2 separate regions of the Homo sapiens genome follow, and region 2 is linked to region 1. The links are chromatin contacts, found by Hi-C or POLR2A ChIA-PET in ENCODE. All regions are on one chromosome and are shown on one strand. The core of a region is the stretch at or near the end of the contact, and the rest is flanking DNA. Distances in the headings are between cores, read along the strand shown. Region 1 overlaps ARAP1 (ArfGAP with RhoGAP domain, ankyrin repeat and PH domain 1). Region 2 overlaps FCHSD2 (FCH and double SH3 domains 2).

Region 1 (4,154 bases), core at 1,639-4,138:
CCACCAGCAAGCTGAGGCAGCTCTTCATTCCCCCGGCTCTGGGGTCCCACTCAGTCCTCACTGCCCTGAGGGGCTGCTCCCCATCAGCCACCAGCACTCCGGAGACCCCAGAAGACAGGCCACACCACACATGGGCCAGGACAGGAATCTCCTGGTGCCAGGGAGAGTTATAGGGCAGAGATGCGGCCTGGGGTAGGACAGGAGACCCCAGTGTGCCTTCCTGAGACTGTTATGTGGTGGCCACCAGTCCCCGAGAGATGGAAAATAGGCTGCTTGGCCCAGAGATCGGTCAGCTGCCCACTCGAAGGCTGTACCTGCTGCCTTTCCTGGCAGGGCTGGAGGGAGGTGGCTTCTGCAGAGGCGTGGGGGCCACTTCTGCACCCTCTGGGCTGGGAACCCAGCCCCCACTAGTTCCTCATATCTGCGGAAGTGCCTCTAACACTCTTGCCTGAGTGAGCGGAGCCTGGAGAAGGCCCAGGAGGGCAGCAGACCGAAGAGGCCCTATGCAGAGGTATCACCTGGTGACTGGGCCGGGGAGGGGGCCAAGGGTGGGGTATTGGGCTGTGGGGTTGTTGCACACAGTTGAATTGCTGGTAGGAGCTGTGTGTGGTGGGAAAGGGCAGATCTGAGGTGTGGCCATTGGGTGGGGTGGTAGGTGTGTGTGGCCCTGGGAGATGTGTGGCCCTTGAGGTAGTGTGAGGTGTGCATTTGTGGTACCAGTGGGGTGTGGTTTGTAGACCCAGGCCTGGCCAGAGCTGGCTGTGTATGTTCTTGGTTCCTGTTGGGGAGCTCCGAGGAGTTTCCTGAGGTCTGGATGCTGGGGTCGCTGCCCTGCCTGCCTGTGCTGGGACAGCTGGGCCCAGGGTAGGGGATGAGGCTGTATAAGGGAGGTGGTGGTGGACAAGCTGAGGCCTCAGTTAGGACCCCTAGCCTGCCTTCCTCCCCTCCTTGCTCCCCATAGGGCTAGGTCTTTCCTTGAACCCAGGGCAGAGGCCTGTGCGGAGGGGAGCTGAGGATGCAATCAGGGGAGGCGGCCTGGCCAAGAGGACTCCAGAGCTGGGTGTGGAAAGGGTTAGGACCTTTAAGGCTGCCCTGATCCAGGGCTGACTCATGCAAATCAGAATGCAAAACAGGCTCAGGGAGGCCTCAAGAGAGAGCCACACCCACACGGTCAGCAGACTATGCAGGTGACGGAGGGCCAGCCATTGAGCCTTTCTCTCTAAACATCTTCTGTTCCCACCCCACTGACATCTCCTGTCACCAAATTCACCAGGTCCTTTTCTGTCCCTGGGCTTTGCACACCCAGTCCCCTTTGCCTGGAATGGCCTCCACCTGGCCACCTCCTACTTATCCTTCAAGGCCCAAGTCAGGGGTTCCTTCTAGAAGCCTCCCTTACTTCACCAGACAGAAGCAGTCACGTCCTCTGAAGGCCCCGTGAGCTCCAGCAGGTGACCTGGTGAGTTTCTACCTCACACAGCTTCCATGACATTGACATAGAGAAGAATCACAGGCCTTAGGGTTGTTATAAGAACAAATGAGGGACTGGGTGCGGTGGCTCACGCCTGTACTCCCAGCACTTTGGGAGGCCAAGAGGGGAAGCTCGCATGAACTCAGGAGTTCGAGACCAGCCTGGGCAACGTGGCAAAACCCCATCTCTACAAAAAGTACAAATATTAGCCAGGCATGGTGCATGCCCCTGTAGTCCCAGCTACTCTGGAGAGGCTGAGGTAGGAGGATCACTTGAGCCCAGGAGGCTGAGGTTGCAGTGAGCTGAGATCACACCACTGCACTCCAGCCTGGGTGACAGAGTGACCCTGTTTCAAAAAAAAAAAAAAGAACAAATGAGATGAAGGAGAAAATCTAGCAGGGGCTGGGCACATGGTTGCCAAATGGTGTGCATTTAGGGAAAGAAGGAAGCTGGAGGGTGCCTGTCTTTGGCTAAGGCTCTGGGTCATCTTCTTGCTGGGCCGGTGAAACAGGTCACTAGTCAGTAGTGGGTAGAGATATTACCATGGAGTTGCTGGGCTGGGACAGAGAAGGGGTGATGAGATTTGAACTCTGACCTTGGGGTTGAAATGGTAGGTAGAGGACAGAAGGGCAAAAGTTTTGGTTCCAGCAAGAAGTACTCAAGCCAGACGTGAAGAAGGACTGGCTGACAAGGATTAGAGATTCCAGGCGACCCTTACCTCTGGACTGGGACTGAGTGCACCTGTGAGCCCAGCCAGGTCCTGGGCACCACTGTGGACAGCAGAGGAGATAAGAAGGGGTATGGACTCTCAGGATACTCCAGGATACATGGGGGATTGGGTGGAGGTGGACCCCCACAAAACAAGCAACCAAAGAGAGAGCAGAAGCAGTGCCGAGATATGGGGCTCAGCCTCAGAGGACTAGGAGCTTGAGGGGGCAGTCAGGGCAGACTTTTTGGAGGAGCTGGCCTGGAGCCACCTGAAGATGGGAGGATGTGGTTTACTCACTCATTGTCAGCAGACAACTTTGGGGGCTCCCTGTTTGCCAGGCCAGTGCCTACTGTGAGAAGTGACATGGAGGAAGTCATGGACAGGGCCAGCCCAGCCTGGCTGGGGGTTGGGGTATGTCACTGACAACTTGAGCAAGTCACTTCCTCCCTGTGGGTGTTTGTTTCTTCGTCTGTAAACGTCAGAGCTGGATGAAGTTGAATGACAGACCAAGGAGTGCTCGAAGGCACTGGGAACCATGGAAAGGCTTTGAGTGGGGGTGGGACTGTAGTTGGCACAGTGGAGAGACGCTGGAGGGACATGAGAGAGAAGGAGAGGCAGGATGGGGGTGTGGGGGTGCTGAAGTCTGATTGGGCCATTAGGGTGGAGAGGAGGGAAACCCCTCAGCTCTTGGCTGTGCTGTCGCAACAGGATGACACTCCCTTCTGCCAGGTCCCTGCCTTCCTGAGGATGAGGACTCAGTGATGTGTCATAGCAGCTGAGGGGCTTAAACCTCCAAACTAGGGCTTGGATTAGGGTAGAGCAAGTGAGGCACTTGCCTCTGTTGCAGAATTTGAGGGGGTACCAAAAAGCTCAGTAATTAGCTGGGTTTGGTCATGAGATCCTGTGGTCCCCGCTACTGGGGAGGGGGAGGTGGGAGGATCACTTGAGCCCAGGAGGTTGAGGCTGCAGTGAGCCATGATCATGCCACTGCACTCCAGCCTGGGCAACAAAGCGAGACCTTCCCTGTCTCAAAAAAAAAAAAAAAAAGGTAACTAAAATGTAAAAGCAATAACTATTTATTTTAAAAAGGTCAGTATTCAAGGTATATAATATTTAATGCCATTTAAAAAATAAAAATTAATGCCAAAAATCCATGATGAGCAAAATATAAAACATTAACATTTTAAATTAAGAGAGGAACAGTACTGATGATTCTGTCTTTGCCTCAGGCTGCAGTGTGGCTTAGCAGGGCACTGCTCTGAACTTCTTTTTTCAATTTGCTGCTTTCTCCGGGAAGCCTTCCCTTACCTCAGCCTGGTTGAGGGCCCCCTGGGCTGTTTTCACTGGTTGATGGTATCTGATCCCTTCCAGCCTGAGGTTCCTGGAGGGCCAGTCCAGGTCTGAGGTCTGGTTCATGCTTCCAGTGCCTTGAACATGGCTGTTCCAAAGAGGTGTCAGTGCCGAGTCACCGTGTCTTTGATGTTAGCCAGATGCCCTTAGTGCAGGAATAGGAACTTGAGAGAGGCCCAGTAGGGAGCCAGGCTTTTCTCAGGGAGATAAGTAGTTTCCTGTTTCCCAGACCTGGTCATTCCAGTGGGGTTGCTGGGACCGTCATCTATCAATCTGTGTTAAACGCTTAGTACAGTGCCTGGCCTGTATATAGCAGGTGCTCAGTTTTTGCTTTTGTTTTTGAGCTGGAGTCTCACTCTGTCGCCCAGGCTGGAGTGCAATGGCACGATCTCAGCTCACTGCAACCTCTGCGTTTCAGGTTCAAGCAATTCTCCTGCCTCAGCCTCCCGAGTAGCTGGGATTACAGGCACCCACCACCATGCCCAGCTAATTTTTTGTATTTTTAGTAGAGACAGTCGGGCTGGTCTCGAACTCCTGACCTCAAGTGATCTACCCGCCTTGGCCTCCCAAAGTGCTGGGGTTACAGTCATGAGCCACTGCGCCCGGCCCTCAGTTTGTGTTTTGAGA
Region 2 (4,255 bases), core at 1,545-4,044, 230 kb before region 1:
GTCATTGAGCCAGAAACAAGGTTATTCTCTGGTGCCGCCCACAAGGGGCTTATGGAATATGGGGTAATAGATTCTTTCCCTGCTACATTGGTTATTTTATGATTGGTTCCCTGTGACTCAGAAAGATAAAATTAGGATGCTTCTTGTAAGTCTTTACCAAACTTCTAAAGTAATTATTTCGAAATATTTTTAGCAGTTGAACAACTTTTTAAAACAAACTCCTACATGGAATCTTTATATATAAAGCAGATAAAAGGGAAGTTATTTGGTTAAAGTTTGTGAGCCTGTTTCCTCTTTGTGTGTTTTCCCCACTCCCTATACCTGCCTGTGACATCCTCTACTTTCCCATGGTTCCTAAGGCATCAGGCTGAATACTAGGGCACCTTGAAATATAGTTTGGAAAGAAATGTTCTAAGACAGGATTTTCCAACTACCAAATTTCTTATAGAGGTCTAAGCTTTACCTAGATGATCTTAATTTTAGAGTTTTTTGAGGTAAACTCATAAAAATATAAATCAAAACATGGTAATCAGTTCACATCCTTCAGTGGACAGGTCTAACAGGTAATTGAATATTCTCATTTCAGAGTTTAATTTAATGTCTTGGGCTGGAGAATCAACAATAGATGAGGGGTACTGAAGCAGAGAATACATAAAACTATTAACGAGAGTATTGTATAGGGTGACAAGAGGCATAAGAAGAAAATTTTAAAGAGATTAACTCTTTTTAAATCAATTTTATTGAGGTACAATTAATATACAATAAGATGCATCTATTTTAAAATAGGGTTGGTTGAGTTTTGACAAATATGTATAACCATATTGTCACTATCATAATTGCAATCAATATCTAGAATATTTCTATCCTCCCAAACTTTTATCTCTCGTTCCTTTGCAGTTATATTTGATTTCCGTTGCTATGTAACAAATCACCACAAACTTAGACGTTTTAAACTACCTCCATTTATTATCTCACAGTTCTGTAGGTCAGAAGTCCAAGTAGGCTTAGCCAGGTTCTCTGCTTAGGGTTTCACAAGGCCAAAATCCAAATGTCACCTTGGCTGCATTCTTATCTGGAGATTCTGGGGAAGAATCTCCTTCCAGGGTCATTCAGGTTGTTGGCAAAACCCAGTTCCTTCTGGTTGTAGGACTTAACTCTGTTTTCTTGCTGGCTGTAGGCTGGGGTCATTCTCAGCTCCTAGAGGTGCTCTCAGGTCCTTTGTACATAATTCTCCATTACCAAGCCAGCAGTAGTGTGTCCAGTCCTGTTCATGTTTTGAATTTCTGACTTTTTTGCTACTAGCTAGAGAAAACTCTGCTTTTAAAGATTCATGTGATTAGGTAATCGCAGATAATCTCCCTTTTGCCATTTAACGTAGCATAATCACAAGAGTGATTATGTTCTACTGACACTCAAAGGAAAGGGGATTATACAAGGGCAAGGGTCACTGGGATCATTTTATAGTTCTGTCTACTTCAGCAGTCTTCACGTATTTTGTTAAATTTATTCCTAAGCATTTCATATTTCTCAATGTTACTGTAACATTTAGGTTTTAATTTTTCCTTTCAGTTCTTTTTATTAATATATAAACATATGATTGATTTTTATATTTTGACCTGTTCCAGTTACTTATAGTGTTACTCTGCATGACAAATGACTGTAAGGCTCAGTGGCTTAAAACAACAGCATTTAGTTTGCCTTCAAGTCTATACTTTGGGCAGGGGGGTCAGTAGGGATAACTTATCTCCGTACCACTCACATCAGCTAGAGAAACTCAAATGTGAAGGTTGAATTCTGAGGGCTTGCTATCTCACGTTTCTCATTAATGCTGCCTATTGACTCAGACCTTCCCGAGGCTGTCAGCTGGAGCTTCTGCACTTGGCTTCTTGGTATTGCCTTTCTCACAATGTTGTGGTTGGGTTCCAAAGGCAAATATGAGGGCAGTGGGGGTTAGGGGTATGTTTTGTCCCATTTTGTATACCTAACCCCAAAATTGGTGTTAAATGAGTGAGAAAGGAGAGGTTCAGCGGCCTTTCTTCATGGAAGTCTTTTCTTCATAGAAGAATTCGCATCTCACCAGGCTTTGTATGTGAGTGGGATGTCGGCAGGCTGTGGCAGCAGACAGTGGCATTTCACAGGGATGGACTTTTATGAAAAGGGGAGTGAAAGTAATGCACAGAAGAAACCAGTGGCTCCATTAATCTTGGAGAGAGCCATGAGAGTGCTAGCAATAGTTTTTAAGTGAGGTTGAAAAAAATTTGACCTTGAGGAAAGAATTCTAAAATGCCACTAAAGTAGCTTTGATTTTTTAAAACCAACCAGGTTAAAATGTGAACACATGATTATTTGTTATCTTAGTTTTAAATGCAGTTTTCTATAACACATGATATTTTTCCATTACCTTTTATTGTAGGGCTTTTAGATAAAAGACAATTTTCATACATTAGAATTGTAAGTATTTTTACTCACTGGATTGTAGACTGTTAGGTTTTGGTAGTGTTCTTAGATTCTGTAATATTTATTGTTGGTTAAAAACTTGAGGTGGTGAGCACTGTTAGCATTAATTTTGGGGTTAAGAAAGGAAGTGGTATATGTATTATCTGTTCAACATTCTTAGCCATTTGTGGCTTTAGTGAGTTTTCTTGCTTTATCAGTCATTTATCAAGTACCTCCCTCTAGTTTTCTTTTTCAAACCACTTTGAAACAGCAAGTTGGGTTCATTTTACTGGTATTCTGATGACTGTTGATTGTGGTTCTCAGGCTGATGTAATCATGTCACAAAATACAATAAAGATGATATTCCATCACTGAGGTGCTTAGTCACAGATTAAAATAGTCCCTGGCCACAGACAAGTCTTTTTCTGAGCCCAGTCCCCTATTCCTGTAATAATGAGGGTCAGGTCTCACTTGTGTGTATTTGGTCGTGTTGTACCTAGCATAACCAATGTGTGTGTTTAAACTTCATCCAATAAATCACTTAAGCCTAAGAATTTTGCTTCTTTATCACAAATAACATAGTGTGGAGTTTGCTGAACTCTATTTTCAGACATGGCTTTATAATTTCTGACTTAATTGCATGTTAAGCCATTTTATTTGTTTTCTTATTAAATTAACTAGTCAAAACATACCGTATTTCATTGATTCTAACATTTGGGCTTTTTTCTAGTCTTTTAATGTTTTTTATATCTTCGATGCTTCTTGTATTCTGTGGTGTCTTAAAGGAGGATAATTTTGCCTAAAGTTCCACTTTGTGCAAGGCACACAAAGAAGTAAGGAAATGGGACAAATACTCTCTACCCTCAAAAAATTAAGACAAAGATTCATCTTTTTGTCTCTGTCCCTCTCAGTGTTTTTCTCTTTCTTTCTCAGACACATACTCTAAAAAATTAACTGAGGTGGCAAAACCTAAATGCCAACTAGCTTTTCTGCACAGTTCTAATCCGATTTTTATTCCTGATATAAATAACTTAAAGCCAAATTAAATTAAATGAAACCATTCTAACATGATCCAAGAGGGAGAAAGTCTGTAGGTGAAGATAATAAACATTGGAATGCAGCTCCGTCTCTCATAAGGTTTTTGAAGGGAGTAGGTAGACTGTTAACACTGATTTTGACATGGCTACACTGGACAGTTCAAGTATTAACTTAGTGCTGACAATGAGGAGGAGACATCTGGAGTCTGAGAAGACCAGCCACCTAAGTGATACCCCAGGTATACTATTTTAAATTGATTTCAAAGAAAATCTATATGAAAGGTAGTAGCATATGTATATATGTGTGTATATCATTAAAACCATGTTTTTCATATAAGATGAATCACTGGACAAAGCCTTAATATTATTACCTATCAGTTTTGAAGGAAAGGATAACTGGGTTTTATTTTTGTTTTGTTTACCAATTTATAGAAATATCTTTTAATGTTACTATAATAAAACCATTAAAGCACCAAGGAGAAGTGTTGGTCAAAGGATGAACCTTGGGTACACAGAAGCACTGCTGGTCTCTGGAGTGAGGATGACTGGTCAGAGCATCCTGACTTCTGTAAGCAGGCCTTATGCTCATGGGGTATATAGTTTATAGCCTTTAACCCTGCCAAGAACAGAGAAAGTTTGCAGGGCTTCTGAAATTCCATGCCAGCACTATCATTTTGGAAATCAGAATAACCCCCCATTTATGGATATTGTAATTTATCATCTGTCAGCATAATTGGAAATATGTATTATTTGGCAAGAAGAGTTCCTCTTCAGGGCTCTCC

Evidence for each region. A loop is a pair of places that touch in the nucleus more often than their neighbours do. ChIA-PET counts read pairs that join two places held with the same protein, here RNA polymerase II (POLR2A). Pooled maps may share reads with other maps.
Region 2: a loop to region 1 is called in a pooled map, with 1.9 times the contacts of the local background. The contact joins two enhancer-like sites. A Hi-C loop is called at or near these places in 1 of 37 single-sample maps with no recorded cell type and 6 of 50 pooled maps. POLR2A ChIA-PET finds 5 or more read pairs at or near these places in 2 of 52 experiments (H1 and T-cell).

What each region holds. Positions count from the first base shown.
Region 1 is chr11:72,735,310-72,739,463 of GRCh38, reverse strand. All of the region lies in intron 1 of ARAP1 (ArfGAP with RhoGAP domain, ankyrin repeat and PH domain 1), which reads left to right. Among named protein-coding and RNA genes, the nearest start is that of ARAP1, 15 kb to the left of the region's middle. RefSeq lists enhancers at 2,325-2,424, 2,595-2,774. Within about 2 kb of position 2,888, at least 30 of the 41 ENCODE cell types and tissues checked have a DNase peak (open chromatin) inside an H3K27ac peak, as active enhancers do.
Region 2 is chr11:72,968,535-72,972,789 of GRCh38, reverse strand. All of the region lies in intron 8 of FCHSD2 (FCH and double SH3 domains 2), which reads left to right. Among named protein-coding and RNA genes, the nearest start is that of ATG16L2, 160 kb to the right of the region's middle. Within about 2 kb of position 2,794, at least 3 of the 41 ENCODE cell types and tissues checked have a DNase peak (open chromatin) inside an H3K27ac peak, as active enhancers do.